6 separate regions of the Mus musculus genome follow, and regions 1, 3, 4, 5 and 6 are each linked to region 2. The links are chromatin loops, found by intact Hi-C in ENCODE. Cell type or tissue: heart. All regions are shown on one strand.

Region 1 (5,000 bases), 210 kb after region 2:
TATTTTTTTATACATATAGCTATCATGTTATATTTATTTTATAGGTCAGAGTCCACAGAAGAAGTTTTGTATTGTCCGATAATAAAGGCAAAATTGGACTCCAGTTTTCTCTGGCTATAATTTCAGCACTTTTACACTGTTCTTTCAAAGTTTGTCTAACCCATAAGCACAGCTGCTTTCTTGTAATTGAAAATAGGCACTTGGCTGGGGACAAAGGACAAATGATGCTGATATTGTAGTTTGCTATGTTGTAATAGAATGGGTTGGGCACAAGTCAAGAACAAGGAGTTCATTGGGCCACTATTTTATATCAGACAAGGTGAGATAGCCTTTGCTGTAGTAGGAGAAAAATAATTCTTGCCAGTAGCATTTGCCTACTGTGCAATATAAATAACCTTTTCAAAATCCACGAGAATAGTTATAACTATTCTCATTTCTCAGATTAGGAATGGACATGATACAGAAAATGAACTGACTGGCCCAAGGACTCTTCCAACTTCCAAAGCAAATATTAATCAGGAAATTAACTTTGATGTGTTAGAAGCCCAACTATCTAGAAGTGAAAAGGGATTTTTATAGATTAATATTTATAGTTTATTTATTTTAAATATGATTGTTAGAATTTCAAGTGTAGAAATCTTGCACAGTTGCCCTCTGGCCATTTCTCATTAAACTCTTGGCATCTCTACTGGACTCTGTGTGACTAAATGATACTGGACATCTTTGAATCTGAATGAAAGGTACATGACAATTGAGCCAATGTGAGTTAAAACAATTTTGACTCAGCTTTATGTGTTTAAGTACCTATTCCCATCACTTAAATAAAACCTGTCTTCTTTGGTAGGAATGCATGCTCCAATGTGGTTCTGTTATAGCTGCAGGAAAATGGGTCTTGAAGAGAAGACTGTTAGAAGACATGGTCGGTACCTCTTCAGTGACCTGCACCATGATAACTAAGAGAACTTTGTTGTGTGCACGAGGCTTTTCTATTGTGGCGTCAGTTAATCCTCATGAATACTGTGATGGAGAAGACATATCAAGGAGTGCAGCCATCTCCACGGGTCTCTTCTTTCATAGCAAATGCTCTATGTGCCCAGTGAGGTGGGCAGCCTCACTTGTGTTGTGATGTAAAAAAGCTAACCAAAGCAGAGCATGGTGAGATGGTCTATCCAAAGCCATGTACCCAACAGAGCAAGGATTTCAGTCCCAGGCTGTTTACTGGATAGGCTTAAACTAAACCAAGACCAAGTCTTTTCTCAGTGACCTTTCACGATGGACCGCGTTGTTCATTTTCTCCACCCCAAGAAGAATGAATGTCTGGTTGAAAGTGTCCTAGGAAACGTGCAGGTGATCACTCGACTACAGCAGCACTGCGTGGGGGGCAATCTACGTGGCTTCAGAAGTAGAAAACCTAAGAGGCCAGAGCTGTCTATACACCCGGGACTCTCTCCCATCAAGAAGTGGCTCAGGGAGACTGACTTTTTTCTTATTTGACCTTTGGGCCAAGGGCTGGCTTTGACTTAACTTTAAGCTAGTAGTAACTTCTACCAATCCAGCAGTAGAAGCAAGAACATCAGACTTGAGGGTCCTGGGAAAACTGATCAGAATCTTAGGATCAGAAGTAGAGTTTGAAGATTCAAAGAGACAGGGCCAAGAGAATACAGATTAATCAGTTTGGGAATGGCTTTCTTTTCTGACTGTACTAGATGTGGCTATGGCCAATTCTCCGAACTTCTCAGAAGTCTAGTTTCTTTTGCTGAATGGTAACAAAACATGTAGTTCATGAGGCTGTTGGACAGGATTAAATGGCATAAAGTCATTAAATGGGCAATGACCAGTACAGAGCGATTCCAGGAGCTGGTAGATGGTGGACCTCACTGCTTCCAAAACTGGAATCGAAACCCAGATTTGTGAACTCGCTTAGGGACAGTGTCCAGGGCCAGGGTGTGGTTTTACAGAAGCCTAGCTGGGGTTGGAACACAGGCTTTCTCCTCACCCCTGGCGATTGAGGCCAGTCAAAACAAATGCCCCGGGGCACAGGGAAAGGAAAGGGTTAAGGTCTGAGAAAGCTCGGAAAACAAGAAAAGCCCAAGTTTCCCGCCCCCTTTATACCCACTACCAAAGCCTGGCTACGTAAGCCCCTCCTCTCCGCTACCGGGGCGGTCGCCCTGCACTCCCTCCCTCCGCCTCTGGCTTACAAGATCTAATGAGCTCCCCCGGGAGGCTGAGCCGTGAGCCTGGGTCGGAGCGAGCAGACAGCGCCTCGCCTGGGCTGGAGCGGGCCGGGTGCGCACGGGCCGCGCTGCGGACGGCCGGGGAGCCGCAGCGATGGCGGTGCAGGCTGCGCTGCTCAGCTCGCACCCCTTCATACCCTTCGGTTTCGGAGGCTCCGCGGACGGGCTGGTGAGCGCCTTCGGAAGTCTGGACAAAGGCTGCTGTTTCGAAGACGATGAGAGCGGGGCGACCGCGGGAGCGCTGCTATCGGGGTCCGAGGGCGGGGACGTGCGCGAGGCCACCCGCGACCTGCTCAGCTTCATAGACTCGGCGTCCAGCAACATCAAGCTGGCGCTGGACAAGCCAGGCAAGTCTAAGCGGAAAGTGAACCACCGCAAGTACTTGCAGAAGCAGATTAAGCGCTGCAGTGGCCTCATGGGGACTGCACCTCCGAGACCCGCGTCCCCGAGCGCTGCAGATGCTCCAGCCAAACGGCCTCCGGGAGCCCCGACCGTCGCGACCCCAGCGCACTGTAAGGCCGCCCCGCGGAGGGAGGCGACCCAGGCTGCAGCTGCCGCCAGCCTGCAGAGCCGGAGCCTGGCTGCTCTTTTCGACTCTCTGCGCCACATCCCCGGGGGTGCAGAGACGGCTGGCGGTGCGGAGGCGGTGTCAGTCCCGGGCCTCGGAGCAGCAAGCGCTGTGGGAGACGGGGCGGGCACCGCGGTGAGCTCAGTGGCTCCCGGCACCAGGAAGGTCCCGCTGCGTGCCCGAAACCTGCCCCCGTCCTTCTTCACTGAACCATCCCGGGTGGGCTGCGGCGGCGCCAGCGGCGTCCCATCGGGCCAGGGCGTGAGTCTGGGTGACCTGGAGAAAGGGGCGGAGGCCGTTGAGTTCTTTGAGTTGCTGGCGCCAGACTTCGGCAGTGGCAACGATTCGGGTGTCTTGATGGCCGCGGACCCTCTCGATCCGTTCCCCGCCGGAGCCACGGTCCTACGGGGACCCCTGGAGCTGGAGTCAGGCCCCTTTGAGCAGCCGGCGATGGTGGGGAACCTACTATACCCCGAGCCCTGGAACACCCCCGAGCTGTCCTCAGACCAAGAAGCCTCCTGTGGCTGGCGTTCGCGGCGGCGTGACCTTGAACGAGCCTGTGCGCCTCCTGTACCCCACAGCCTTGGACTCTCCAGGTGGGGAGGACGCGCCAGCCTTGTCTTCTTTCACCCCCTTCTTCCCAGATTGTGCGTTGCCGCCGCCCCATCAGGTGTCCTATGATTACAGCGCGGGCTACAGCCGCGCGGTTTACCCCAGCCTCTGGAGACCAGATGGGGTCTGGGAAGGGGCTTCTGGGGAGGAAGGAGGGCATCCAGACTGACTGCGAGGAACTCGTTCCTTTCATTATGACTACTGTGGGCTGCGTGCCACTTTGGGTTTCTTCTGAGAGGAGAGAACGATGGGAGAACGCAAGTAAAGACGAAATGGGATTAAAACAAACAAACAAACAAACAAACAAACAAACAAACCCTCAATCCATTTAATAAAGGATCTTCAGGAAAACAGACGAAGTGAGGATTGTTTTAATCACAGCCTCAGATTTTCTTTTCTTTTCTAAGTGAGTCATAGATTCCTACTTGGACAGACCAATTAAAAAACCCAGAGACAGGATTTGGGTGGGATGATCAAGGGTCAAGAGTAAGACAGCTTTTACTGTCTCATCTCAGTTCAGCCAAGGTCAGTGTGTTTAATGTCATTATCCCCTTCAAACAGCTCCCTGGTGTCCTCCCCTGACTACATTATGAATTAAAGCCTATATTGAAAGAAATGGAACAGAGGTATGTGGTCATTGAGTTGAGTGTTTTCTTAGTGTTTTCCCAATTTCTCAACTTTGCTAGGTGGACGCTGCGGGCGGGGCTTGGGTGCTGGCAAGGTCATGTCCCAGGCCTCCCTTCTTTCCCCCTTTGCCTTCCTTGGTTTTTGTTTTTGGCGCGCGGGGGTGGGGGTTGGGGGGATGGGGTGGGGTGGGGAAGCTGAAGGTGCCATTACAGTTATTTTTCCACGATGGAGGATATTAAGCCCAAGACTTTAAACACACTAAAACCAGTTCTGAGTGTGACTCTGTTCTTCTCTTCTTAAGATTTCCCTTCCCCTACCAATCTCTGCCTTTCCCATCTCTTTCTGCTGTTACCCTTGAATAGCTTACTCCATGGCTCTAGCCTCTCATCTCTGCTCTCTGCCTTCTTCCAAATCTCTGAGTTAGGAGGAAAACCTGGCAAGTCTAGAGTCCCATTTCTGTCTTCCCCCTTTCCTCTTTCCCAGCCATTTTTTGAGAGAGAGTTAGAAGACAGATGATAACCTCTTGATTTTAAGTTTTCTTATTATAACAGGATGACAGCGTTTCTCCACTTCTCACTGTTGTAGCTGTTTGGGAGACTCAGAAGTAAAATACACAAAATGTCTTGAAACTGTTGCACTGCTTGGACCTGCAGGTGTATTATGTCTCTTTATAAGCAGATAAATGGTTTTGGAGTGAAAACTGTAGAACATGTTATTCTCATTTTGTTTGTTTGTTTCTTTTTTGTTTGGGGCGTTATGATAGCTGTACAACTTTATCATCTTCTTTCAGCCACACCCCTGTATCCCAAACTCTTACTCCCCAGCCCCTACATCCCTGATCTTCCTCACTCCTGTACCTCACTGTGATAGGGATCTGTGGAGGGTATAATGTCTCCAATGGAGATTTTCCATTCTTTTCATAACCTGGATGGAAGTCTTGGAGGATGAAAGTCAGAGAA
Region 2 (5,000 bases):
GAGAGTCAACTGTATTTAGAAGTCTCACAAATTCAAAGTTTAATAAGTAACAAAAATTGAATCCTGTTAAGTCCTTCTTGTCACAAAATCCTCTCAATTTTAGTAAGTCATACTATTTCTAACTAGCCATATGGCCAGATACCTAAAACTCTCCCTCCACACGCCATGTCATATCCAACATTTTTATCCCCCCATCCCCTCCCTTTTTTGAGATATCATCTTTCTATATAAAGTTCTGACTATCTTAGAACTCACTGTATGGGATGGTCTTGAACTCAGAGATCCACCTGCCTCTGCTTCCTGCCCAGCTTACTCCTTTTTAATATTTATTCTTCTAGAATTTCATACAATATATTTTATATTTCCCCCTCCCCATCTTCCTATGCACCCAACTTCCAGTTCTTTCTCAAAAATAAAAAAAAACAAAGCTGGAAATAGTGGTCTAAGCCTTTAATTCCACACTCAGGAGGCAGAGGCAGGATGATCTCTGTGAGTTTGAGGCCAGCCAAGGATACATAAAGAGACCCTGTCTCAAAAACCACACCAAAGCAACCCCATGGTGGCTAGATAACTGGGACTCCTCCCTCCCCTCCCTCCCTTTCCTAGCCAAGTCACAGTCACCAATTTAGTATCAACTCTTTACAGGGCACTTTCCTGATCCATGGCGATTTCTAGACCCATCTTTTTAAAGGTAAGATTTTCCTCTGTTGCCCTTAGGTCTCTTTGAATCTCAGGCTGGCTTCAAACTAGAGATTCTCATGACTTGGCCTCCCGAGTGCTAAGCTTATTCATACAGGTCTCCATACTCAACTTTGCTATTCGGTTTAATCCTATCCAAAAAAAAGGGGGTGGGGGTGGGGTACTTACCCTAGGACAGCAGTCTCTATTGTTAGTTGAAGTCATCCAAAACCTGGCCCTTCTTGGCATAATGGAGGCACTTAAAATTTTATCTGAGGAGCGAATAAAAAAATGACAGAGTGCTCAGTGATCCCATTTTTTGCAAGGTCAAGAAGCCAGCCTTGACATACCTATAAATCTAGCAATTGGGAAATAGAGGATGATAGAGGGAGTTCAAGGTCAGTTTTGGGTATAGAATCCTGTTATCTTGGAGCCGGGTGTGGTGGCACTCACCTTTAATCCCAGAACTCAGGAGGCAGAGGCAGGCAGATTTCTGAGTTCGAGGCCAGCCTGGTCTACAAAGTGAGTTCCAAGAGAGCCAGGGCTATACAGAAAAACCCTGTCTCAAAAAACAACAACAACAACAACAACAACAAAAAACCAAAACAAACAAAACAAAAAAACAACAAAAAAAAATCCTGTTATCTTAACTCACACACATAAAACATAAAGCAAAACAAACCAGAACGGCTTTACAAACTAAGCAATTACTAACGAGTCAGAACATGCCTTAGGTGTGGTGGGATAAAAAGAAGTTTGGGAGGTTGAGAGGGTGGTGCTTTTGAGGAACACACAAGGTAATCTGGGGTTCGGGATAATTCAGTATGTCATGAACAGAGTGTGTGTGTGATATCCTGGGTTTCACCTCCCACACTGAGAGGGTATATGTGTGTGTGTGTGTGTGTGTGTGTGGGGGGTATGACAGGGTCTAGAACTGAAGTTAGAGAGGCAAGCAAGGCCAAAGAGCTTTTAACCTAAGTTACAGATTTTGAACTTAAAAATATCGGGACAAACAGAAGCTTCTAAAACAAGTGGTGAGTATCTAGGTAAAGAATTTTTCACCCATCTGCCTGGTCTTGGAGGCTACTACTGTCACTGCATGCAGCTGTCACAGGTTAGATTATGGTAGTGGCAGTGTTCAGTGGGGAGTTGGATTTGGATCTCAGGTGTGGGTTCGTGAGAGCAGGGAAAATAGAAACCTTTCAATTTCTGGACTGCGTACATTACTCAGTAAAATACTTTCTCTGGGCAGTCAAAGTCATCTGAAAAAAATAAAACAAACCATCTTTGCCAGCACCTAGCACAGTAACCTGCTGACATAGTTTTATGCCCCCGTTGAAAGTCGAGCCCTTTCCTTTCTGGGTTTTTGGGGATCCGCAGCAACAGTAAAGTGCTGATAAACCTTCGCCAAGGAACATGAAAAGTATTGACTTTCCCGTTTAACCTCGTAGCCGGCGTTTACGGCCAGAAGTCCTGAAATCAATCCATACGGAGTGCAAGGTTACAGCGCCTCGTCAGGAGTCTCTCCACCTAGAGCCCCCCAAGAACTCCTTTTTTCAGCGTCTCACCTGAGGCAAAGGACACAGACAAGCCCGGGCAACCGCTCCGCCCTCCGGCCGCTCGGTCCGCCGCTCTCCAAACGCCAGCAATCGAATCTCCCGCGTCCTCTTCCGCCGGAAGGACCGTCTTGACGGACTTTCAGGAGAGCCAATCAGAAAACGCCCTGCAGGGCGTGTCCCCACCCCACCACCCACCCCCGGGCAAGCGACCCTTCTTGTAAAGCTAGGGGTAGCTGTGGGTTTCGAGGGTCGTTCTTCATCGACTGGTGGAGCGGTAGTTCTCTCGGCGAAGTGCGAGGGAAGCCGGGAAGGCTCGAGGCGTGGGAAGGAGTGGCTTCAGACGGACGCCGAGGGCGTGGGAGCGGATGAAAGTTGGCGCCGCGGGCTGGACAGGAGGGGGCGCTGTTGTAGAGGGAGTCGCCATCGCGGAGCATGGATGGATTACCGAGGCTTAGAGAAGGCTTAGTCTGCGCGCAACACCCAGCGGCCACAGGAGGGACGGGTCGTGCGGGCAATGCGGACGATGGGGGTGACCCGAGAACTGAACACCGGTGGGGCTGCTTAGGCGGGAACAACAGAGGCGAAGAGCCCGAACGGCCTACAAGGAAGGGGGCAGAGCGATCTGTGAACCTCGCTCCATTTCCTGCTACTTGAGGGGCCCAGCATCGAGTCCCTGTACTTGTTTCCTCACCTAAGTAGAGGGGAGAGTCCAACTCCGTCTGGAAGGTTGCTGTTCTGGTTGAGTGTGGGTCACGTGTGTGCCGTCATGCCTGGTGACAATAGACTCACTCTCCCTCCCTCCTCCTCCCGCCCCGTGCCATTATAAGGGATTTGCGGAGAGCTGGGGTGTTACGTGGGACTGAGGTTGCGGGGACAGTGTGATGGTGGCAATAAAGGCGGGGATATGGCATAACCTAGGGTAGCGATAGGGCTTGGGGAGCCATAGATAAGGATGGGGCAAAACCCTGCGTAGTAAAGGCCGACGTAGAGTGTGACCTCAGTGGAGGTGGGCGGGGAGAAGGAGGATGGCGAGTGGCAAGTGTGGAGGCAACGCCTTTGGGGCCAGGAGCTGCCTGGTTTTAGGTTTCCCGGGGGAGGAGCTGGTCTGCAGCGGGCGGAGCTACGAGCTGGGCCCGGCTTAGTCTTTGCGCTTCTGCTGGTGGCTCTCTTTCTTTAGTCGCCCACACTGTGGCTGCCATCCCCAGCCATGGGCTGCCGGGCTCTCCTGCTCCTGTCTTTCCTATTACTCGGGGCCGCCACAACCATCCCGCCTAGGCTAAAGACCCTCGGCAGCCCGCATTTGTCAGCCAGTCCCACACCCGACCCTGCTGTAGCCCGTAAATACTCAGTTCTTTACTTCGAACAGAAGGTAAGCAGAGGCTGGGGAGTAAGGGTTCTAGGTCCCACGTCCCAACCGCCCGCCCATACCTTGCTTGGCTGTTGGAGCACCGCCGCCCACTCCAAAATTCAGACTCTGATACTTAGGACTTGACTTGGTTTTAGTTCACATTTTCTGGAGGGTGGTCTTAAGCCTTAATTATTCGAGTGTTTCCCAACAGAGACCATGAGAAATTTATCCCTCCAGTTCTGGAGGTCCAGGATACATATTTTTAACTCTTCATTTTAGGAAATGCCTCAATCTAAACTCTTTGTTTACCTTGGCCAAAACCAGATTATGGAGACTAACCTTTGACCCCATACCTCTCACCTCAAATTCTTAGGTATGGAGGCTAACCTTCACCTTTAGGTCTCTCAACACAAATTCAGATGTACCCATTACATAAGAATGTATCGCTTCACTAAACTGCTTCTCTCAGCTGAAATGTTACCTTTAGAGGCTAAAAGGTCTGTATCCCCATCTGAAGTGAGTGCAAGGATCAGGTCTCTCTGGTCTTGAACTTGAGTTCACAGTTTTAAGACAGGCTTCTCCAATGCCTTTGTATTTGGTGGCAGCATGAGACCATAGGTCATTACCCTATAGGTCTGAATGAAAAGTACCTGTGTCCTCTGAAATGACAAGGCTATATAATTCTATAGTTCTAGGAGTCTCTGAGGCCTGAATGCACAAGGCACTGGGATTAGAAAGAGTACAGTCGTCTGATCTTGGCTTTAGAAGTCACATCAGGATTCTGGCCTCACTCTGTGATCTTGGACAAGTTACAGTTAGTTTCTGAGCCAAGTTTCTTGGCTTACTGCAGAAGGTTGCAGTGATGACTAACTGAAGCAGCTAAGAACCATAAGCCCTAGCAGAGTAGCTGCCCTGAATAGAAGGTTACCGATGGAGGCATGCTTATTGATGGGACGTTTGACTAGGTAGGAATTTGGGAAAGAGGGAAGACATGGGGTTGTAGAACAATTTAGTTTTGAAGTAAAAAAAAAAAAAAAAAGACCTAGAAATTTAAGTTTGGGTTTCAAAAAAAAAAGAAAAACGAAAAGAAAAGAAAGGAAGAAAGCAAGCAAACATTTTAATTTAGCTGAGGTAGCAGAAGTCTTTCTGGAACGGCCCCTTTAATTTCTACAGCGGCTTATTTGTAAGTTGAGAAGTTGGAGGCAGGACCATGGAGTTTTATGCTTTCCCTAGGAAAACCTTTCTGTGGAGCGAGCTATGGCTGTCTAGCTGAAGTGAAGGCTGTGTTAAGAACTCTAGGACTTCCTCTTTTCTGTAGCTCTGCTCTCCGCCCACACTGTAAAACAAAGCCGAACTCATGGCTTTTTCCTATGGAACGACTCTTAATCCTTGTACTGAAACCTCTTTTACACACA
Region 3 (5,000 bases), 64 kb after region 2:
GTAATTTTGACCTGCTTCTGTGCAATATATATATATATATGTATATATATATATATATTAGCCTTAATGGATATTAACTAACTTAAATGTTCTTCTGTTTAATTTTAACATGAAAGAGAATAAAAATACAGAATAAGCCCTATTAAATCTTATTAAGTCTATTCGTGGGCACGGTGGATCCATCTGCAACCCCTGGTACTCAAAAGGCTCCATCAGGAAGATAAATTTTGCTCAACAATTCAAAACTATTAAGGGCAATCAAGTGAGACCCCAAAGTAGAAACAAACATGAAAAAAATTTTAATAACTTTATAATTAATAAGGTGATTACTTTAATATACAGGTAATGGGAATCATACAGAATTGGAATAATTTTTTTAAAGAAATGTTTTGTTACCTTAACTACTGAGATTCCATTGCAATAAGTAAATTTAGAGAACTTCCTCTGATGTCTACAGAGCCACGAAATTATAACCTTGGCCTCAGAGCTTGTAAGTAGCAGTTGTATAATTCCAATGCTGAACTGTCTCACTTTTCCTTGGTCCCAAATGTAATTTTCTTGCAGCAGAAAGGCAATTGCCCCTGTTTCTGCCCACTCCTTGCTCTTCGGTCCCAGTCTCACCCCCCCACCCCCCTATTCCTTACCCTTGTCTCAGCCTCTGGATTGCCCTGTTTCCCCCAACTCCTTACTCTCTGTCTCAGTCTCTGGATTGCCCCTGTCTCCACCCATTCCTTCCCCTTCCATCCCAGCCTCTGGGTTTGTCCTGTCTACCCACTCCTTCCCCTTCCATTCCAGCCTCTGGGTTTGTCCTGTCTGCCCACTCCTTACCCTTACATCCCAGGCTCTTCATTGCCTTCTGCTTTTGCTGGCCTTCACACTGAGGGAGTTCTCAGTCTTCCCACCTCTGGCCACAGAGCAACTGGCTACATTTCTACCTTGATCTCTCTCCTTCCTCTTTTCAATCTCCCCTCTCCTCCTTCCCTGCTTTCCCTCTCTCTGAACAAGGGAGACATCTGAGAATACGAATCTCTTTTGTTTGTGTTGGTGCTTGATAAAATATGCACCCTCTCTGGGTGGCATAAGCCATTTAGTTACCTTCTCTAAAAGGAATCCTTTAATGCTAAAATTAATGTGATTATCTAAGTGTGAGAGGCGTATTCAAGGCTTAGAGAAAATGTTGGAATAGCTGAATGTATCTGCTTAATCCTCTCTCTAATGTGGCTGAACAATGCTCTGGGAGGCTATTGGTCCTTCTTTCTTCGAGAAAAAGCCTGTCTCCAGAGGGAAGGACTATTTGCAGTTTTTGATAGCTTTATGTTCCACTTTCTCAGCTGCACGAAAAGACAGGAAAAACCTGGAGATGCCCAAAGCACCGACAGATACCTACAGAACTCTCTTCTGTGCTCTGCCCATGGCATATGGTGGGCTTTTTTTTTCCCTGGGATTTCCTGGAAGTGAGGTCTGTGGTCACCACGAGGAATGGCATCTTGGAGAACACTATTGTCAGTGGTGGGTGACAGACATTTGTACACGTCAAGTTTCAATTTCATCTGGAAGAAAGGCTTAGCTACTTGCTGCCCGTTAGGGCAGATGAAGGGAAGGCTGAGAAGGAACAGGTGACAGAGAGGGGACATGTCAGGTTGCTCTGTGACTGGGTGTCAGCTCTCCCATTCATATGCTAGAGATAAAACCCATCACAGGAGTTACTTTTGAGAATGAAAATGGGGGACGAACAGGAAAATGTGGCAGCTAGTCTGCCTCATTCCCAGGTCACATGCCTGCTTTTGTCTTCATTTCATTTCATTTAATATTTCAAAACCTCATTCAAAAAATATATTTCCTTCCTAGATGTGTAACTTAATGCAACAATGCTTTTGTAAAGTACCTATAAGCTGGACAAAATGCACAGATCTGGCAAGTAGACTTGAATAACTGAAATTTAACAGGGTCACAGTCTTGTAAGGACATATAAATATGTATCTGAAAGAGTGCATATTGCAAGTGAACTGTATACTTTGGGTCATTAACAGTAATAGCTAATCCCCGGGATAGTGTTCACCATTTACCAGGAGTGGAACCTAATGCTTTACGTCAGATTTCTCATTTAACCCTCAGCCATGGCTGCTAGTAACTCTTGTCATCTCATTTCAGATGACGATGCTGAAACACAGTCACTTCCTAGTGTCATAGCTTAGTAAGTGGTCGGCCAATAGAATCTGTGACCTCACAGTCTAAATGTGCCCATTGTGCTTCCCAAGGTAAGAAAGAATTCCGAGAGGAGGTGACCATAGGTGGGTTCCAGGATAGAGTGGGAAGTGCACTGCGTCCTCTGAGGAAAGCATCCCAGGAAGGAGCAACCAGGTAAAAGTGCATTGTCGGAGAAGCACTTGTGTGGGAGCAACAAGGAACAGCTTAAGAGCGCCACCATCTGGCGCTAGGGAGTGATGCTTAGTAGGCACTGTCAACTTACTGGATTTAGAATCACCATGGAAAAGCAATTCTGCATGTGTTCATGAGGGTTTTCCCAGAAGGCATTAGCTGAAGAGGCAAGACACGTTTTGAATGTGACTGCCACCATCCCATGGGTTCTGAGACTGCATAAAAAACAAAACTTGAGCCGAGCATAGATACTTGTCTCTCTGCTTTCTGTCTGTGTAGGCAGTGGGACCAGCAGCCTCACTTACGCTGCTTGCTCTGACTTCCCACCCTGACAGGCTTCACCCTCCAACTGAACCACGGCAAACCCACCCTCCATTCCCTTTTCCCTCCTTTCCTCTGTTGCTTCTGTAAGGTGTCTTTTCATAGCAACCTAAAAAGTGACATGCACAAGTTCTAATCTGACTTTCGTGGGAAAGTAAGTAAAGTGTTTGATGAATCATCTGAGTATCAGCTTAGCTTTTAATAAAATGTATGTGTGCAGCAACATTGGAATGGTTGCCATCTTTGTGGTATAGAATCACATATGCTCTCAATTGTGAATTTCAAATTTGTGAGGATGGGAGCCTCTTAGGATAAGATGGACACATTTTTTTCAAAAGGAATTCATATTGAGTGCTTATGAATGTCCTCATCAAGGTTATAAAGGTGGTGTAACCAGCCAACCCAGGGATATTTGTTATTTTTAGACAAATGATAGAATTGATATGACATTTAAATGAGAATTATAGGATTATCCTGAGATGACTTTATAGAAATTATTGAGTTGAAAAGAGGGAGAGATACAACTGGCCATTCCAGGAAATGGGAATAAATGCTTTGCTCAAGCTCTGGGGACCAATCACATCCTATTTCTTAGTCAGTGGTGCTGGGTGTGTGTCTTAGCTGAAGCCAAACAAGAAATCAGGCTTGCCTAGCAGGTAGAATTTGGAGATATCTTTCCGCGTCTATTTCTTAGTTTCCATTGGCTATATTCTAAGTGGAGGCCGAGAAAGGATGTGGCTGGTTCTTGTTTCTATCAGGCTGACAATGTGAGGGGCAGGACAGAAAAGAGGAGGCGACTGGAACAGAGCTGGGATTAGCTGGTAACCGTGGACTGGATTCTGTGGTTGACCAGGAAAGATGAGAATGTTACTGAACTGGCCACACTTGTGGGCAGTGAAATCCAGTCGGCGTACCATACCAAAGACAAGGGTTTGACATTGCTCCCTTAACTCATTTCAGAGAGGTCTCAAAATAGTTCAGCCAGTTCCTAGGGAGGTCAGGGCAGAGGGTTTTTGTTGTTGTTGGTTTTTTTTTTTCTTTTTTTCTTTTCTTTTTTTTTTTTTTTTTTTTTGTGATTTTATACAAACTGATCAAACTCCAGGGCCTGGATTCTATTTTTTTCACACTTGGTACTCACCGTCCCCTGGGCACTCTCCATGGGGCTCATACCATGGCTGTGACAAGACCTGGAAACTGAAGCTGTTTTATTCTGCAGATGTGGCGATTCTCAGAGGGCCCTGACAGGGGCTTTCCCATTCTCTCAGAAGCCTGAGAAGTTGGTTTGCTTCCCTCTGCTCCCACCATTCCCCTCTGGTTCCTGCCATTATTAATAACGCAGAGGTGGCTTCACATCAGCATGGGGGCTGTGTGGGTAATTACAGCGGTTTAGGACTAACCAGTAAATTACTCCTCAGGCTGGGAATTCAACAGGTTACCAGTGTCACTCAGGCCAGCTCACTTTATTGCACTCCCCTCCTGTTGCCTGTCACACTGATATTCATGTGTCTGCTTTGCATTACAGCCTGGCTTTCCTGCTGCTGCTTTTCTTGGTACCTGTGGCTGCCACAGCTGTCAATCCAGCCCTCACTAACGTAACCTTGCAGTTCTTCCCCATATTCCACCCCGATGTGGCCAATAACTACTCAGTGTATTACTTCAGACAGAAGGTAATAAGGGTTGGAAGAGCAAGGTTCCAGATCCCAACCACTGGCTCGTCTATTCTCAGAGGCCAGATGCCGTAGGCCACCCCGAAACCCAGACTTCTTAATGCCTAGAAGCTGTTCAGCCTTCTACTCACAATCTACAGAACCCGAGCATTCACATTTCTCTTCCCCTCCCCCACCCATGGAAATGTGTTCTTTCACAGTTCTGGAGGTCAGGTTCCCAGTACTTCTGATGTTTGCTCATCTGTAGCTGCCTGGCCACCACTAACCCTGCTCCCAGCCGAGTGCCTCAATCCTAATTCACTTTACTTTCGCCAAATTAAAACTGCTGGGTGCCATCCCTGGCCCCTAGCTTGGGATGGCAATCATCCTTTGTTCTGTGGGATCCCCCCCCAAACATGAATTCTAATGCCTTTACTTTCGAGATAATGCAGAATGTGAATCAAATCTAGAGTGTCAGCCTGTTATCTCTGTAGCAGGGCAAAATTGACTTTTAACCATTTAATAAGTTTTTGACAGTACCTGTTTCCCCTGGGTTCCTAACGGGGGTTGTGCCCGGATCTGAGGATGTGAGATCAGGTAGGTCTCTGCCCTATAACCTGAGTTCAGACTTCCATGAGAAGCGTTATGGATACT
Region 4 (5,000 bases), 310 kb before region 2:
GAGGCATTTCAACTGGGATCTGACTTTTATGAAGAAGTTGATCTAATACATTAGAAAATTTTCTCCAAGCTTCAAAAGCATTGTATGCAAAGGCCACAAATAAGAACGGGATTAATAACTTGTGCCTGCTCACTCTAACCCTCTCTTTGGGTCCTATTATCTCTGCTTACTAGAAATCCTTGAAAACATGTTTGAATCCTACTTCTCCCATCTTTTCTAAATTCTTTTATTAGTGTACATTCACTGTACACATGATGGGTTTAGTAATGGCATTCCTTTTCAAAAGTATAATGACTTTATGCTTGTTTAGTCCCCATTACCTGCTCCTGCTACTCTCCCCTTTCTCTTTCCTAATAGTCCCTCCCCTTCTATTTTATGCCTTACATATACACACCGCTAGATTGCACATATGAGGAAACACACGGGATGTTTGTATTTGTGTATCTGCCTTACTTTGCTTAATATGATACTCTCCCGTTCCCCCACTCCCACCCCAATGTCATGAATTTGATTTCCTTTTTTAAAAAATTATGTATATGAGTACACTGTAGCTGTGTTCAGACACACCAGAAAAGAGCATCGGATCCCATTACAAACGGTTGTGAGCCACCATGTGGTTTCTGGGAACTGAACTCAGGACCTCTGGAAGAGTAGTCAATGCTCTTAATGGCTGAGCCACCTCTCCTGCCCTTGATTTTCTTTATAACTAAATAAAACTCCATTGTACACATAATAATTCTTATTCATTTGTTGATGGGCACCTAGGCTTTCTCTATAGCTTGGCTATTGCAAATATGGCCAACATCCCACTCTCAGCTGGACTAGAAGATTAATTGTTTAAAAACTTACATGATACTAAGATATTACTGTTTCCTTATTCTCTACCTTCTCCTGTTTTTCTATTACAAGTTCTTGTGAAAAAATATAAAAGCAAAATTCTGGGCCTTTAGGCCCAGGCTTGGGAATGTGACTCAATGCTCCAAGGTATGCTAGTCATAAAACAGACATTCCTCTACCCACCGCTTCCTGGGTTCAAAGAGTGTTCATTCAAAGAAAGTTACCCTGACCCCCCCCCCCTGACCATTGCTGGAACCCGCTATGCAAATGTGCCATTGTTAGGGGCTCTTAGAAACTGTCTTGAGAGATAACCCGAACAATTACCAGGTATTCCTTGTGACTCTTGTGACTTTGCACTTCCTTTTGACTCTTAACTGGTATCTTTGGTATTTTCCAACAATGCCTTCCCCACTTCCTTGAGTTGTGGTTTCTTCCTTTAAATACCCCCTTACCCAGCTACTTGGGGCGCCAGGGACCTCTACCCCTGCGTGGTGTATTACTGTGGTCCCGAGAGCACTCTTGAATTAAAAGTCCTCTTGCAGTTTGCAGCAAGACCGTTTCTCATGCGTGATTTGGGGTGTCGCCTCTCCTGAGTCAGAACGTGGGGGAGTCCTCATGTTGTGGGTCTTTCACTTGGAGAGCAGAAATCCTTATAATCCCCACATAGCCTGGGAAAAAAATCCTGTACAGTAAGAACTTAAATTGTTGTTGGAATTCTTTCTTTGTTCTTCGAATTATTAATCTTTAAACCTAGCTGGCATTCAGATATTTCTGAAAATGAAATTGGAAAATATTTTAAAGTCTAGAGTGCTTCGCTTGAATACCAGGGACCCACCTGGCAGCCCAGGAGAACTGTCTCTCCTGTCTCTGTCCCTAGTACCCACGACAGAATCATTTTAATTTCCTTCTATGTGTAATCTACTAAAGTGCTTGCTGGTGGGAACCAAGTTTTGTTTTTAATGAGCTTCAGTGCTTGAAATGGTGGCTGGTGGGTAGCTGATTCCCACAAAGTTGCAATCTGGGTAAGCGACAGACTAGTTAGTACATTGCTTTCAAGGTTTTACCAGGTGGGGCAATGACTTTGGTAACTGAAGTTGGAGAATGTTAAATCATGAACAATGCCGACCCAGGAAATGGAGAATTTTCGTTTCCCTGAAGAAAAGGCCTAAAACAGTTGGTCCTCCAGTGCACCAGAGGGCCAAGCAGAGAGACGCGAAACTGCAAGTGTGTGATACGCTTTGGACTTCCACGGGCACTGGTCGATGCTACAACGCGGTCTCATCCCCACAATCCTCAGCAGCAAGGACTGCGGGTCCCATGATGCTATGCTGCTACGCTGGATTCGGTCTGGGAAGCTTGCTGCGGGACTAACTCGCCGCCCGCAAATGGGCGCCAGAAGGTTCTCCAAGACCCCGCTTTCTTAGGGCGGTAAAGGCGGGAAGAGATGGGAAAAGGGCGATGTGCTAGGGGGATAAGCTCTGAGTCGTGTTAAGTGTGGCTCTGTGAAGAGGCCTAGCTTTGTAGAAGAAAAACCTCTCAAGTAGGTGCTTTGGTGACAGACCGGAAACTACATTTCCCAGCATCCTGATGGTGAGAGGACTTCATTGTCCGAAAGCCTCAGCGAAAATCAACGCGTATTCCGCTTCCCCTTGCTGACCTGCGGGGCTCCGAGACTATGAGGAGCCGCTGGATTTGGCGGTTCCTGCGCCCTGACGGCGGCGGAATCCGCTGGACTTCAACTCCTCATGGGCGTCTGTCACCCGCCCTGCGGAGAGGTGAGACGAAGACTCGCTCAGGGAGAAGGTTCGGGCGGGTGTGCCCGCTCAGGCGTCCGCGAGAGTGACACACCCCCTGCAGGGCCCCGCCCACCCGCGCAGAGCCACCCGCGAGCTCCGGGGATGGTGGGTCTTGGGCGTTCCAGACAGGGTCTGGCTGGAGGGCTTCCTTCCTCCTAGACCCAGCCCCTGCGGACCTGCGCCTCCTCTCGGCTTGAGTTGGTGGGGGCGCGGGGCGGGGTTCCGTCTCCATTTATGAACTCTTAGGTAGTTTGCGGGTGTTCTGATTTACAAATCACATAGTAGGGTTTTGTTTTGTTTTTTAAGTGTCCTGGAACCTATGCGTTTCCAAACACTTTGTTAGTCTGTATATCCTGGAGAATATCTTACTTTACTCTGAGAACTATTTCCAAGGCTTTTTTTTATACTTGTGCTTTTCAGTTTTTCCGCCGTAAAAGGCATCCCAACCTCCACATTTCGTTCTTCCTGGATCTGTGTATGATGATAAACTGAGTTATTCAGTACCCAAAAACACTTCTCCGCCCTCCACACTTGTGTGGTTTTGTTGTTTGCCACTGTTTTGTTTTCACCCTGTTATTTAATTGTATTTGTTCCGCTGACTTTCAATCAAGGCTGCCCTTGCAAGGCTACTGTTTAGCTGCTAGAATTAGTCACATCTTTGAATCCATATTTAGGTAGTTATTATAAATACACATTCTGGTGGACTTTTCAGAAAAGGGTGGCGAGGTGGGTCCACTGGTAGAAACTTGTGCTGCACACAAGCATAACAACACAAAGTTGAACCCCCAGCCACTTCCAGGTTCAATAAAAGCTGCCCTATCAAAGACTTAGGAAGGGCATGACAGAGCAGGATACAAAGACCTCCTCTGTTCTCTCCTTAGGTATGTGTGCCCTCACACACAAAGGGGTAGCATTGTTTTGAATCTGATGAAATAATTCAAATCTCAACTTATCTGTGTACTTTTACCAAAAATATAACACCCCAGAAAAATGTTAATATTTTGGTACAATTTTCAAGTTATTCCACTTGAAGTCTGGTTACTCTTGAGGAAATCTTGTCTCCCCTTAAAATTAGTGCATGGTTTGTGTCCCTGTTCAGTGTAACAAGTATTTACTGCTTACTATAGACAAATGTCAATAGTCTAGCAAATTTGAAAGTTGGTCCTTATCCCATGGAAATACCACAGTATAGTTATTTTCAAGTAGATGGTGAGATGCAGAGGAAGCCGTGATTTGTCTACGTTTTTGTCGATGGTGCTGCAGTCTTCATTTGTTACTATCCACACTTAGCAGTACATCAGAAACACTACAGATGATTGATTCTTCTAAGTACAGATTGCCAAGCCTTATGACCAGAAGTACTGAATCAGTCCTCAGGTGGAGAGGAAGCATTTTTGTTAGTTCATTTAATTTGCCAAGATTCTCTGAAGCAACATATACATTATGCCACTAGACTATAATGTAAGAATATGTTCTTTGGAGTTGTTAGTTTGAAATGAGTTTCACTGTGTAATCTTAGCTGTCCTTGAGCTGAAGAGCGGGCTGGCCTTGAACTCACAGAGATCCACCTGTCTCCACCTCCCGAGTGTTGGGATTAAAGGCATGTACCACCACCTACTCCCTGAGAATATATGCTTTAATTCTTTGAATTTTTATAGAAAAATAACAAGCTGGTACCAGGCGAGATAAGTCTGCAGGCAGAGGTATTATTGCCAAGCCTGATGAGCTGGGTTTGGTCCTGGGACTCATGTGATGGAAGAAGAGAGCCAAGTCCTGAAAGCTGACCTCTGACCTCCACACATACTTCTACATGCACACACCCACATACATACATCCACATACAAATATACAAATAAGAAAACTTACCAGTTATGTCTTTGAAGTGGTTCAGTTCTAAAAACGGCCAATAAATTAATAATTAGATTTAGTGAACTCTATTTTATATGCCTTTTTAAAAAGTAAATTTTGGCCTTTTCCAAAAGAGTCATTTTCTACAAGATAGTCCAGAGATCTATAGTAGAAATTTTGTAAATTGTTAAGTCTTTTAATTTTGAATTTGCTATCTCACTGTAAACATACAAGATTAGTTTGAAAAAATTAAAATGATGTATGTAGGGTTTTGTATAGATGTCAAATGTACTCTTGTTTTGTTTTTCAAAAAAGGGTTTCTCTGTATAACCCTGGCTGTCCTGGAACTTGGCTCTGTCACCTAAGCTGGCCTCAAACACTCAGAGATCTGACTGCCTCTCTGCTGGGATGAAAGGCATGTACCACCACTGCCTGGTATCAAATAGACTCTTAAGGAGTGCTTATGAATCAAATTGCTCATGTCACAATCAGACCAGTGATAATAGCTTATTGAGAATA
Region 5 (5,000 bases), 88 kb after region 2:
AAAGTGGGAGTGGGTGGGTAGGGGAGCAGGGTGGGGGGAAGGGTATAGGGAACTTTAGGGATAGCATTTGAAATGTATATAAAGAAAATATCTAATAAGAAAAAGAAGAAAAAAGAAAGTGATACTGAGTGGTGGAGGGGAAACTGTGGTCAATATATAGTGTATAAAAGTTTAGTTTTCTATTGCTTCCTCTAAGAAAAATCTCTTCTGCAACCATACTATCAAAATTAGTGCTGCTCCTGTAACCCCACCAGAATGAAACCCAGACAACAGTAATTTGGTGTCTTTGTTTATTGTCTGTTTTATGTGTTCTGTCACTATATCCCTAGGCCTGCAAAAGCCTTATGCATGTAGCTTGCTCATTCTTGCACTTTTACCACTGGTCTCATGGTGGTTACTCATGAAATGTATATCCAGTGAAGCCACGTGACCACTGGCTGTTATTTGTGTGTGCATCCTATTAGCTTCAGGTGGTTCTTATCCGAGATGTTGATGTGGTGCCAAAAGCAACTAAAGACAATCCAAGGAAACCACTTGGCTGCTTGTTTGAACTTATTGTTATTGTTCTGTTTTGGTTTCAGCTGAGGCTGTCCTTTCCCTTACTAAAGTGCTTAATGTACAATGTTTTAAACAATGAGCTGTCTGTAGATTTTAAGATAATAATATGAAATCCCTGGGGCCACTTTACACGGAACTCAGTATGGAAAATTTGATGCTGGAGTTCCTAAGGGGGACAACTTAGACTTTACTTTCCTCAGTGGCTTCCTATTTTGGATTATGCTCATGTGGGCACTCCGTAAAGTGTACTTTTTATAGGCAGGATGTTTAAAAATTGTTCTTCAATGCAATAAAACCAATGCAATGTCTAAGAGATATGTATACGTGTCTATTTGTATGAGAAGGAATACATCCATAGAGGTCAGAGGACAGTGCTTGCATGCAGGAGCCTATGGAGGCAAGAAAGACATGTTGGATCCCCTGGAAATGGACTTATAGGTGGTTGTGAGCCCCCATGTGTGTGCTAGGAACAGAACCAGGGCTCTTTGTAAGAGTAGTAGGTGCTCGTAATTCTGGAGTCATCCCATGGAATCAGTATGTGGACTATGTGAATGCATTTTGTCCTTGGCTCTTCTCTGGGGAAGACTGTTTATCATTGCCTTTTCAATGTCATTGCTTGTGATGGATCTGCTTAGGTTGTTTATATTCCTGATTTAATTTTGGTAGGTCACTTGTGCCTAACTTTACTCACTCCTTCTAGAGTATCCTCCTAATCATCTTCATACATCACTTTTAAAATCTTAAATATTATTAATGTGGGTATTTTTTGCCCTTTATTTTGGTTAGTTTGGCTAGAGATTGCTAGTTTTTATTGTTTTCAAGTAGTCAAATTTTTATTTAATTAATTCTATACATTTTTCTCTATTGCATAAATTTCAGACCTGGTATTTTTTATATCTTGCTACATGTTATTTTGTATTTGACTTGTTTTTGTTTTCTTAAGAGCTTGAGATACATGCAGTCTTTAAAGACTTACAGCTATACAATTACCTTGTAAAACTGCATTAGTTGAATCTCAGATGGTCTGAGAAACTCTAATTTTGATTTTTCAGTTGATTCTAGGAATTTTTAATTTGCTCCCAACTTTTGTATTGGCCCACTTTGAGAGTGTGTTGTTCCCGGGTGTGATGTCACATGCCTATACAACCCCTGCGCTTAAGAGATAGAAGAAGATCAGCATGAGGTCACTCTCAGCTACAGAACAAGCCTGAAGCCAGCCTCTTGAGCTGTTGGTCTTAAAAAATAAAAGTGTTTTTTCCAGTCTCCAAGTATTTGTGTACTTTCTCTAGCTGTTGGTTCTCTGTTTTATTTCATTATTACCTGATAGGAATTTATTTTAGGTCTTTTTTGTACTTACTTGTTAAGGCTTGTTGTAGAGGCTTTATTTTTGGGTGTTTTAGAGATAGTTCCATGGGCTGCTGAGAAGAATGTACATTCTTTATAAGTTGGGTAAGATATTCTGTAGATATCTGTTATGTCCAATTTATCCATGGTGTTATTTAACTTTGAAATCTCTGTTGAGTTTTAGTTTGGAGGTCTTATATGGAAATGAAGAGCATTATTCAAGTCACTTACTATTATGTATCATAACCTAAATATTATATGCTCATTGGTGTTTGTTTTATGAAGTTGACAACTTCAATATTTTGTGCATATATTTTCAATTGTTCAATATGTTCTTGATGAGTTACTCCCTTTATTAATATGCCATGACTCTTCTTTATCTCTTCTAGTTTTTGTTTGAAATCCCATCTGTTAGGCGACAATAGCTTTGCCATCTCCAGCTCAGCTGTCGATTCATTGTTTTTTTGTTCCTGCTCTCTGCTTCTCTTCTCTAAAAAAAAGGTGGTGAGGATCATAGCCAAGTCCAAGAGAAGGGAAATATATTTTAAGAAGACCTACATAAGACAGAACAGTCAAATAGGGGAGGGGAAAACTGTAGGGGGCAGTGCTGATATTAAGGTCCTATTCCCTAATTGGTTCTTGATCTGTCAAAAAAGAAAGCCTTGGGCCAATTGCTGGGCAGAAGGTACAGGCAGGACTTCCGGGTCCTGGGAGGAAGTCAGGGAGACACAAAGGAGGAGAGGAGAGTATGCTATGCCTTGGAGAGAGGAGAACTGGGCAACTATGTGAGACATCAAAACAGAGGGGCTGCACAGGCCACTCTTACAGGTGGGTATTCAGGGCAGTAGAGCAACTGAAGAATAGGGCAGGTAGGAGAGATGGAGATAAGATATTAGTAAGGGCATACTTTTCTAGGCAGGAGATAGTAGCACCCAGCAATTGTGCCAAGAAGGCAAATTGAAATTGAACAACAGCATGTTTGTGTCTTTTATCTGGGGATTCAAGGGGAGCTGGGAGTGGGCTGGTTGTGAGATCACCTTCTGGAGTACAGGTGGGTAGAGTGCAAAACTACATGCAAAACCCCAGAAAGCCCCTGAAAGACATTTAACACTCGCAAAAATCACAAGTTAGAAACAAAACAACAACAACAACAAGAAAATATGAAGAAGGAGGCCAATAGGACACCTCCAAAAGCTCACAACTTCTGAATATTCAAAACAAAACAAAACAAAAGTCAAAGAATTAAAAATTTTATAATGGTCCACAACTTTGCAGAGGACTTATGCTGCTGAATGAAATAAGAAAATTCCCCACCAAAGTTAAGTCAGAATGGATGACAAAGTCAGCAACATAGGTGAGATATTAAAGAACATGTCATAAAATTCTTCAAGGGATTAGGATTCTGGAATAAATGAATGAGTGAATAAACAGGGATTAAAAATTAAAAAGAAACCACAATGGAATGCATCACCAATAGACCAGGTCAAACATAAGAAAGGGTTATCAGAATGCAAATCAAGGTTGAGAGGAAATATTACATTCATGCAGCAATAAGAACTGCCACACCAACCCCAGTAGAATCTGTGTGACAAGTTCCACAGACTGAGGTGAAAACTTCAAAAGAAAGAGGCCTCCTGGAACCAGTTGTGGAGCTCTTAGCCAGAACAAAATATTGAGCCATAGTTCTCATGGCGATTTATCTGTTTTACTTTCTTTTATTCCTTTTCTTATTTACATGTTCCTGATAGCCTAGGATAAGATCTTAATCGAGAGAAATAGATAAGAAATCATCCCTTGAGAATGGGTCACTAGCCATGACCTCATCTCCAGGAAACCAGTGTTTTACTTCATAAATCATTTACAAAATTGCATAATAGTATTATGGTAGACAAAAACTTTCCCAACAACATAATTCCATATGGCTTCAAGTGTGTCATCAGAAGTAGGCTTTGGTATATGGTAAAGAAAGCCTTAAATAAAAATAATTAAAATAGTTTAAATTAATGCTTTGAAGATTTACAAAAAAAAATCAGGCATTAGATGTTAAACAATAAGTGACCATAAATATCTACTAACCTGTTCTTGGAAATATGCCCCACATTTTGGATGACTGCCCCAGTGCATACATCTTCTCAGAGTTGTAATATTTGGATGAGTTTTGTGCTTTACTGTACCAAATGACAATGATGATATTCATGATTGCTTTACTGGACACATCTTCTAAGAGTTTTAATACTTTTTTTTTAATGTATAAAAACCCTTGCTTGAGAGCTGCAAAATACACTCAGATTCAAACTGCCTTTGTGTTTGTTTCTGTTTGTCACCGCCGAATCCTTACCCACTCAGCCTTTCAGGACCCTCGTCCCAGGGACCCTCATACCCGGTTGAGATGGTTTGTGGCAAAAACAACAACAAAAACAAAACAAAAAACAAAACAAAACCAAAAAACCAAAAAACCAACAACCAAGGGTCTTAGTCTCTGGGAAATGTAACTGATAACCACACTTAGATTCCATCTCATTCCAACAGGACTGCTACTGCCAAGAAAACAAATGAGCATCAGCCGCCATTCACAAGGATTAGGGTGGGGCTATCCAATTCTGAGAGGCGTGTGAATTACTACAGTTACTATGGAAAATATATAGAGGCCCCTAGAGTAACTAAATAAGGAGCTACTCTATGATCTAGACATACTAGGAACACACCCAAAGTGTGCATGCTACAGAGATTCCTGTATAACCTGCTCATTGTAGCAGTGCTCAGAACAGCTAAGGTATGCAATCAGTCTACTTGGCTATCAACAGATAAATGGATGAGGAAAATGTGTTATCCATCCAAAGTGGAGCTTTTATTCAGGCATAAAGAAGTACAAAACTGGGCTCTGCCACCCTATAGGTGGAACAACAATATGAACTAACCAGTACTCCCCGGAGCTCGTGTCTCTAGCTGCATATGTATCAGAAGATGGCCTAGTCGGCCATCATTGGAAAAAGAGGCCCATTGGTCTTGCAAGCTTTATATGCCCCAGTACAGGGGAACGCCAGGGCCAAGAAATGGGAGTGGGTGGGTAGGGGAGTGGGGGAGAGGGTATTGGGGGA
Region 6 (5,000 bases), 220 kb after region 2:
ACCCCTCCCAGCAAGCTAGAAGTCTCTGTCTGGCCCCTTTGGAGCGAGCAGCCCCCCCCCCCCAGGACTGGATTCTGGGTGGTCAGCTTTATGCTTGGAGTCTCAGGGCTTCCAAGTTCTGGGTGCCCAGTGCTGCTCAGAATTCGATCTCTTAATTCTATCCTTAACGACAGGATTTCAAAGCAGTGCGGGAGGAATAAAGTGGCCCAGAGAGACTCAGGACACGTTTGAACACTAGCCCAGAACACAGATGGAATCTGAATCGTATTGGCACAGACCCCGGTCATGGGTAGCTGCCAGAACATTGTAAGAAAAGCCATTCTTGTCCGCACAATGGTGGGGAGGAAACAGGAAGTGAGGCAGCACGGCTTCAATTATTATCCTCTCTGAGAGTCTGTGCAGAGAGGGCTCCCCTATCAGCCTGTAGGTTGCCACACACCAAGTGCAGAGTGAGTTTAGACAGCAGTGGGAAGTAACTTAGTAGCAGCAGCAGCTGTGGTATCTGTGTACAAACGTGTGCGGCCACACTGCAGTGGACCACTGCCGGGCTCAGTTTCTGCTCTTCCCTGCTGATGCCACTTTGCAGAATTTCTAACTCTGTCAAGTATCACCTGGAAGGAGGTGTTAAACTGTTCCCTGATTTCAGGATCAGTGTGAGGATGAAAAAAAAAATCATATATGTAGAGTTATTGTTAAGCATTAGGCGAAGAATAGGCCCCCAAGATCTGGTATTACTTCTAGCTTCTAACGCGGTCTGCTTATGTTACGTGCAAGGCATTGGTAAATATCACAGGATCTGGAAATCACATAGGGAATAAAATACACCCGCTCCCCCCTCTACCCTCTACCCTCTACCGTCGCCACCCTGCCTGCTTTTGGGGCACTTAGGGCCTTACATGTGCCAAGCAAGCACTCTACCATCAGGTTCTATTTCCAGACCTAAAGATACATTTTAACTGTGAATTTATTTCTACTTTGTCTGAAGCCAAAGATTTGCATCCTATGAGTCCCCCAACATAGAACTGAGGTCTTCCCCCGACTCTGTTGTCTGCCTGCAGATCCTGCTCCCCTAACTGGGCGGTCTTGTCTGGACTCAGTGGGAGAGGATATACTCTAACGCTGTCTGACTTGAGGTATCCAGATGAGCTGGCTCCCCAGGAGAGATTTCTCTCTTCTCAGAGGTGAAGGCGAAGAGGGATGGAGGATTGGAGATAGGGGACAGGGGAGGGGTTGTGTGAGGGGGAAGGACTGGGAGGAAGGGAGGGGACTGTGATTGGTATGTAAAGTGAATTAATAAATTAATGGAAAAAAGAGATTTGCATGCTATTGCCTAATTAGCCACACCTAACTATATGACTGTGCATTTCTTCTGAGTGATTTTAAAATCCGGTTTTAGATTTATTTTATTTTATTTTATTTTATTTTATTTTATTTTATTTTGTGTCTGAGTGTTTTGCGTCCATTCATTGCCAGCTGAGGTGAGAAGATGGGGCCAGGTCTTCTGGAGCTGGAGTTACAAATAGTTGAGAGCTAACATATAAGTGCCGGGAATCAAATTCAGGTCTCCTGGAAGAGCACCTGAGCCCTCTCTTCAGCTCTCCATGAGTGTACTTTTGATTTGCAATAGCTGAGGTAGAAGTTTAGAGCTAGATCCCATCTTGGGAATAAGAATCCTATTTTCAGTTCTCTCTGTGTGTTTCATTAACACAATGTGAGAATGCTGGACAAAGAGCCCTTAGCTCATCCCCTGTCTTCTGTAGCTGAACCACTTGGAGAACACAGCACTAACACTAGTGTTCCGCCCATACGTTTCTTGCAGAGGCACACTGGAGTGCCTGCTTACTGTCTTACCCTCTGGATCCTCCACCTCTATTTTATTTTATTTATCCTAGAGCAGAGGATGCTTGTGAAAACACCTGGAGAAGCTGGAGAAACGCATTAAATTTAAGTAGCCTTATGCATCCATTCCACAGGAAATGAAACAGAGGTAGCAAAAGGCTATGCGCCACTGAGCACTCTAGGGCAGAGCTGGAGGTGCGGCCAGACTTTCCACACACAGGGGCTGCTCTCAGCGGACACCTCCATGCTCAGCTTAACCTCACTGACTTCTCTTTTTTTCCAGTTATTAATCTCCTCGAGGTGGAGGCAGGCCCAGATCAATTCTTTGAGCCAGGTTTAGAAGAATAGGGCCGTTTATATCTTTGCTTAGACCACTGGAAAATCCTTTTAATCTTGCTTCACTGCAAAGGACCGCTGAGCAAAACCTCGAGACTCTGAAGCCCTACAGAGCCACCTTGTGGTCTCGCAAGAAAATGACTCCATCTAGTCTCTGGTGTCTTGGTTTGGATAAGACACACATGTTGCATGTTTGTTTTGTGATTGCTTTTTTTTTTTTTTTCCCTTTAGTTGCTAAATAAATTTTTTCCCTGGAAACCACTAAGCAAGGATTGATGCAGTTGTCCAAATTCTCTTCTTTTAATCTCAGTCTTCGGATCTCGGCCTCCCGAGACCCTGGTTTGTGCGGGACCACGTTGGTGTATCCTAGTTGAGGTGACAAATGAGTGGGGGCGACACTTGCACTGCAGGTCTGGACAACATACAGCTCTGCTTCTTCCCACCCACCAGGCTCTTTCTTCTGTGGTTTTTACAGCAGGCATAGAATTCATGTCTAAAAGTTGGAGCCACAAGGTGGGAGGTATTCGTTTTCTTGTTTGCATTTAAAATATCTCCCCACAGACTCATATTTTGAGTGGTTGAGCTCCTTGCTGGTTGACACTATTTTGGGATGTCATGGAGCTTTTAGGAGGCAGGGAATAGCTGAAAGAAGTAAGCCACTATGAGTGGGGCTTGGACGATTAAAATAAACGATGGTCTGGACCCCCATCTTTCCTTCTTTGGTTTCTTTTTGTTGCTTGTGAAGTGCAGAGGTGGCTTGTTTCTGCACTGTCCTGCAGAAGTCCCACTACCCCTTAGGCTCTCCCCCAGCAAGCGTGGTGAGGTTTGCTTCCGAGGTTAGCCTCTGTGCTTTCCCTCAGAAGCTCTGCTTTTGCCCACCTCTGCCCCTTCTCCAGCCTTGCAGCAAACGTGGGGGTTCTTTCCACATCTGGCCGCTCAGAGAGGACTCAAGGAGCCATGGGTGCCAACCTAAGTAAGACAAATGACAAAATCTCCTCAGTTTCAGTGGCATCAAGGCTTGCATTCTCCTAGATAATCAGCTGCAGCTGGTGCCTATCCTTGAAGAAAGGAGATTAGGGTCTCATGCTTAAATCATAGAAAAGAGGTAATCAGAGGTCACAGATAGTTATGGCCAGCTGCCTGGTCTACAAAGTGAGTTCCAGGACAGCCAGGGCTATACAAAGAAACCCTGTCTCGAAAAACCAAAAACCAAATTAAAAAAGCAAAAAACAAAACAAAACAAAACAAAAACAAAGGTGGTGGGGAGAACTAGTTCCTGATAGCCCCCCAAAAGACAATCTTTAATCCCCCTCTCAGTTTCACAGTTCCACCCTACCAAATGGTATCCTGTCTGAGTTATGACTTACCTCACCCGCCTTCCCTCCCCTTCACCCTAAGCATTCAAGGAATTTCTAACTACACCATATATAAGTGTTAAGACACCCGAGCTTGGGGGCACACTCTATCCTGCACTGTGGGAAGGTTTGCGATCCGAGTCTGACTCATTTTCGATAAAAAGACTTCCATGCCCACCTGCAGCAGACTCTGCACTTCCTGAGTTCTCCTGGGTTTCCTGCAGAGTCGGGGCATAACACATGCTCTCACTGCCTTGCCTTCCCCACTTGTAATGAACGACTCCATTGGAACAGAGAGCCAAAACCAATCTTTCCTCTCTGAGTCTGTTTCTCAGTTATTGAGGTCACAGCAATATAAAGGCAACAATCACAGTCTCCAACTTCTTAGATGAGAGCTGCCTGCCAGGGAAGAATACTTTGGACTTTAAAGATACCAAGAATCTATAGGCTTCGACCTATCATGTCTTTTGTGTTTATTTGTTACAGCAGCTAGAGTTGCCTGAACCAGTGCTGATTAAGTTAAAAGTGGGGGTCAAAAAGAGACTTCCACGAAGCAACAGTGTACTGTTTTCAGGGACCCTCAGTTCCACGGACGTTTCTGAGATCTTGGGTTGATGTATGTTTGGGTGTATTTGTGTCATCTTCTAGCATTGTGTTCTAATAGTTATTTGTGTATGAAATGTACAAAAGAAAGTCTTAAATCCTGTGGATTTGTCACAGCAAGTCCTGGATGTCCTACCTCAGCAGACACACAAGAAGAGGACCTTAAATCTAATCTTGTAAAGATAGAAGCCTCAAAAAAGGAAATGATTAAGTTAAAGAAATACAGGAAAATACAATCAAACAGTTGAAGGAAATGCATAAAATTGCTCAAGAACTAAAAATAGAAATAGAAGCAATGAAGAAAACAAAAATGAGGGAATCCTGGAGATGAAAAACCTAGTGAAGAGAACAGAAACTACAGTAAAACAACAACAACAACAACAACAACAACAAAAATACAAGAGATGGAAAAGAAAATCTCTAGCATAGAAGATATGATGGAAGAAATTAATACATCTATCAAAGAAAATGCTAAATCTAAAAAGTTCATGGCATAAAGCATCCAAGAAATCTGGGACACTATGAAAAGACCAAGCCTAAGAATAATAGGAATAGAAGGAGAAGATTCCCAGATACAAGGCCTAGAAAATATTTTCAATAAAATCATAGGAGAAGGTTTTTCATATATATTACAAAACACTAAATAGATTGGACCAGGAAAGAAATTCCTCCTACTACATAATAATAAAAGCTCTAAATGTGCATATTGAGGAAAGAATATTAAAAGTTGCAAGGGAAAAAGGCCAAATAACATATAGTAGCAGACCTATCAAAATTACACCTTACTTCTTAGCAGGTACTGTAAAAGTCAGAAGGGTCTGAGTTGATATCTTGCAGACTCTAAGACACCAAAAACATGTCATCCCA

What was found. Hi-C counts contacts between places; a loop is a spot of excess contacts. Peaks named below come from ENCODE experiments on the same cell type or tissue, not always from the same donor. Only the 100,000 strongest peaks of a DNase experiment are listed, where the experiment ranks them.
Region 1: it touches region 2 in a loop (3-fold over the local background); 13 of 42 quality-filtered maps call a loop at or near these places.
Region 3: it touches region 2 in a loop (3.0-fold over the local background); 3 of 42 quality-filtered maps call a loop at or near these places.
Region 4: it touches region 2 in a loop (5-fold over the local background); 9 of 42 quality-filtered maps call a loop at or near these places.
Region 5: a loop joins it to region 2, with 8 times the contacts of the local background. A loop is called at or near these places in 17 of 42 quality-filtered maps.
Region 6: it touches region 2 in a loop (7-fold over the local background); 13 of 42 quality-filtered maps call a loop at or near these places.

Annotation. Positions count from the first base shown.
Region 1 is chr7:93,077,693-93,082,692 of GRCm38, forward strand. Fam181b (family with sequence similarity 181, member B) reads left to right here and starts at 2,187. Exons shown (of 2, transcript NM_021427.2): 1 at 2,187-3,293; 2 at 3,295-4,030. The coding sequence starts at 2,329. The coding sequence ends at 3,583. In heart, a CTCF peak has its summit at 2,230; DNase peaks (open chromatin) are centred at 2,229 and 2,999; H3K4me3 peaks cover 2,004 bases; H3K27ac peaks cover 1,542 bases; H3K27me3 peaks cover 2,930 bases.
Region 2 is chr7:92,871,895-92,876,894 of GRCm38, forward strand. Ddias (DNA damage-induced apoptosis suppressor) reads right to left here and starts at 2,353. Exons shown (of 6, transcript NM_001355126.1): 1 at 2,247-2,353; 2 at 868-950. Prcp (prolylcarboxypeptidase (angiotensinase C)) reads left to right here and starts at 3,359. Exons shown (of 9, transcript NM_028243.3): 1 at 3,359-3,606. The coding sequence starts at 3,445. In heart, a CTCF peak has its summit at 2,638 (motif pointing right); DNase peaks (open chromatin) are centred at 2,407 and 3,297; H3K4me3 peaks cover 3,523 bases; H3K27ac peaks cover 2,658 bases.
Region 3 is chr7:92,935,745-92,940,744 of GRCm38, forward strand. No RefSeq gene overlaps it. Among named protein-coding and RNA genes, the nearest start is that of Gm40448, 61 kb to the left of the region's middle. In heart, a CTCF peak has its summit at 2,426 (motif pointing left); no DNase peak of the experiment used is centred here.
Region 4 is chr7:92,559,024-92,564,023 of GRCm38, forward strand. It overlaps Ccdc90b (coiled-coil domain containing 90B), which reads left to right and starts at 2,126. Exons shown (of 9, transcript NM_025515.3): 1 at 2,126-2,612. The coding sequence starts at 2,513. In heart, CTCF peaks have their summits at 2,013 and 2,803; DNase peaks (open chromatin) are centred at 2,148 and 2,448; H3K4me3 peaks cover 1,963 bases; H3K27ac peaks cover 2,039 bases.
Region 5 is chr7:92,959,454-92,964,453 of GRCm38, forward strand. No RefSeq gene overlaps it. Among named protein-coding and RNA genes, the nearest start is that of Gm40448, 85 kb to the left of the region's middle. In heart, no CTCF peak of the experiment used is centred here; a DNase peak (open chromatin) is centred at 528.
Region 6 is chr7:93,093,545-93,098,544 of GRCm38, forward strand. No RefSeq gene overlaps it. Among named protein-coding and RNA genes, the nearest start is that of Fam181b, 16 kb to the left of the region's middle. In heart, CTCF peaks have their summits at 426 and 2,307 (motif pointing left); a DNase peak (open chromatin) is centred at 337; H3K4me3 peaks cover 461 bases; H3K27ac peaks cover 161 bases; H3K27me3 peaks cover 228 bases.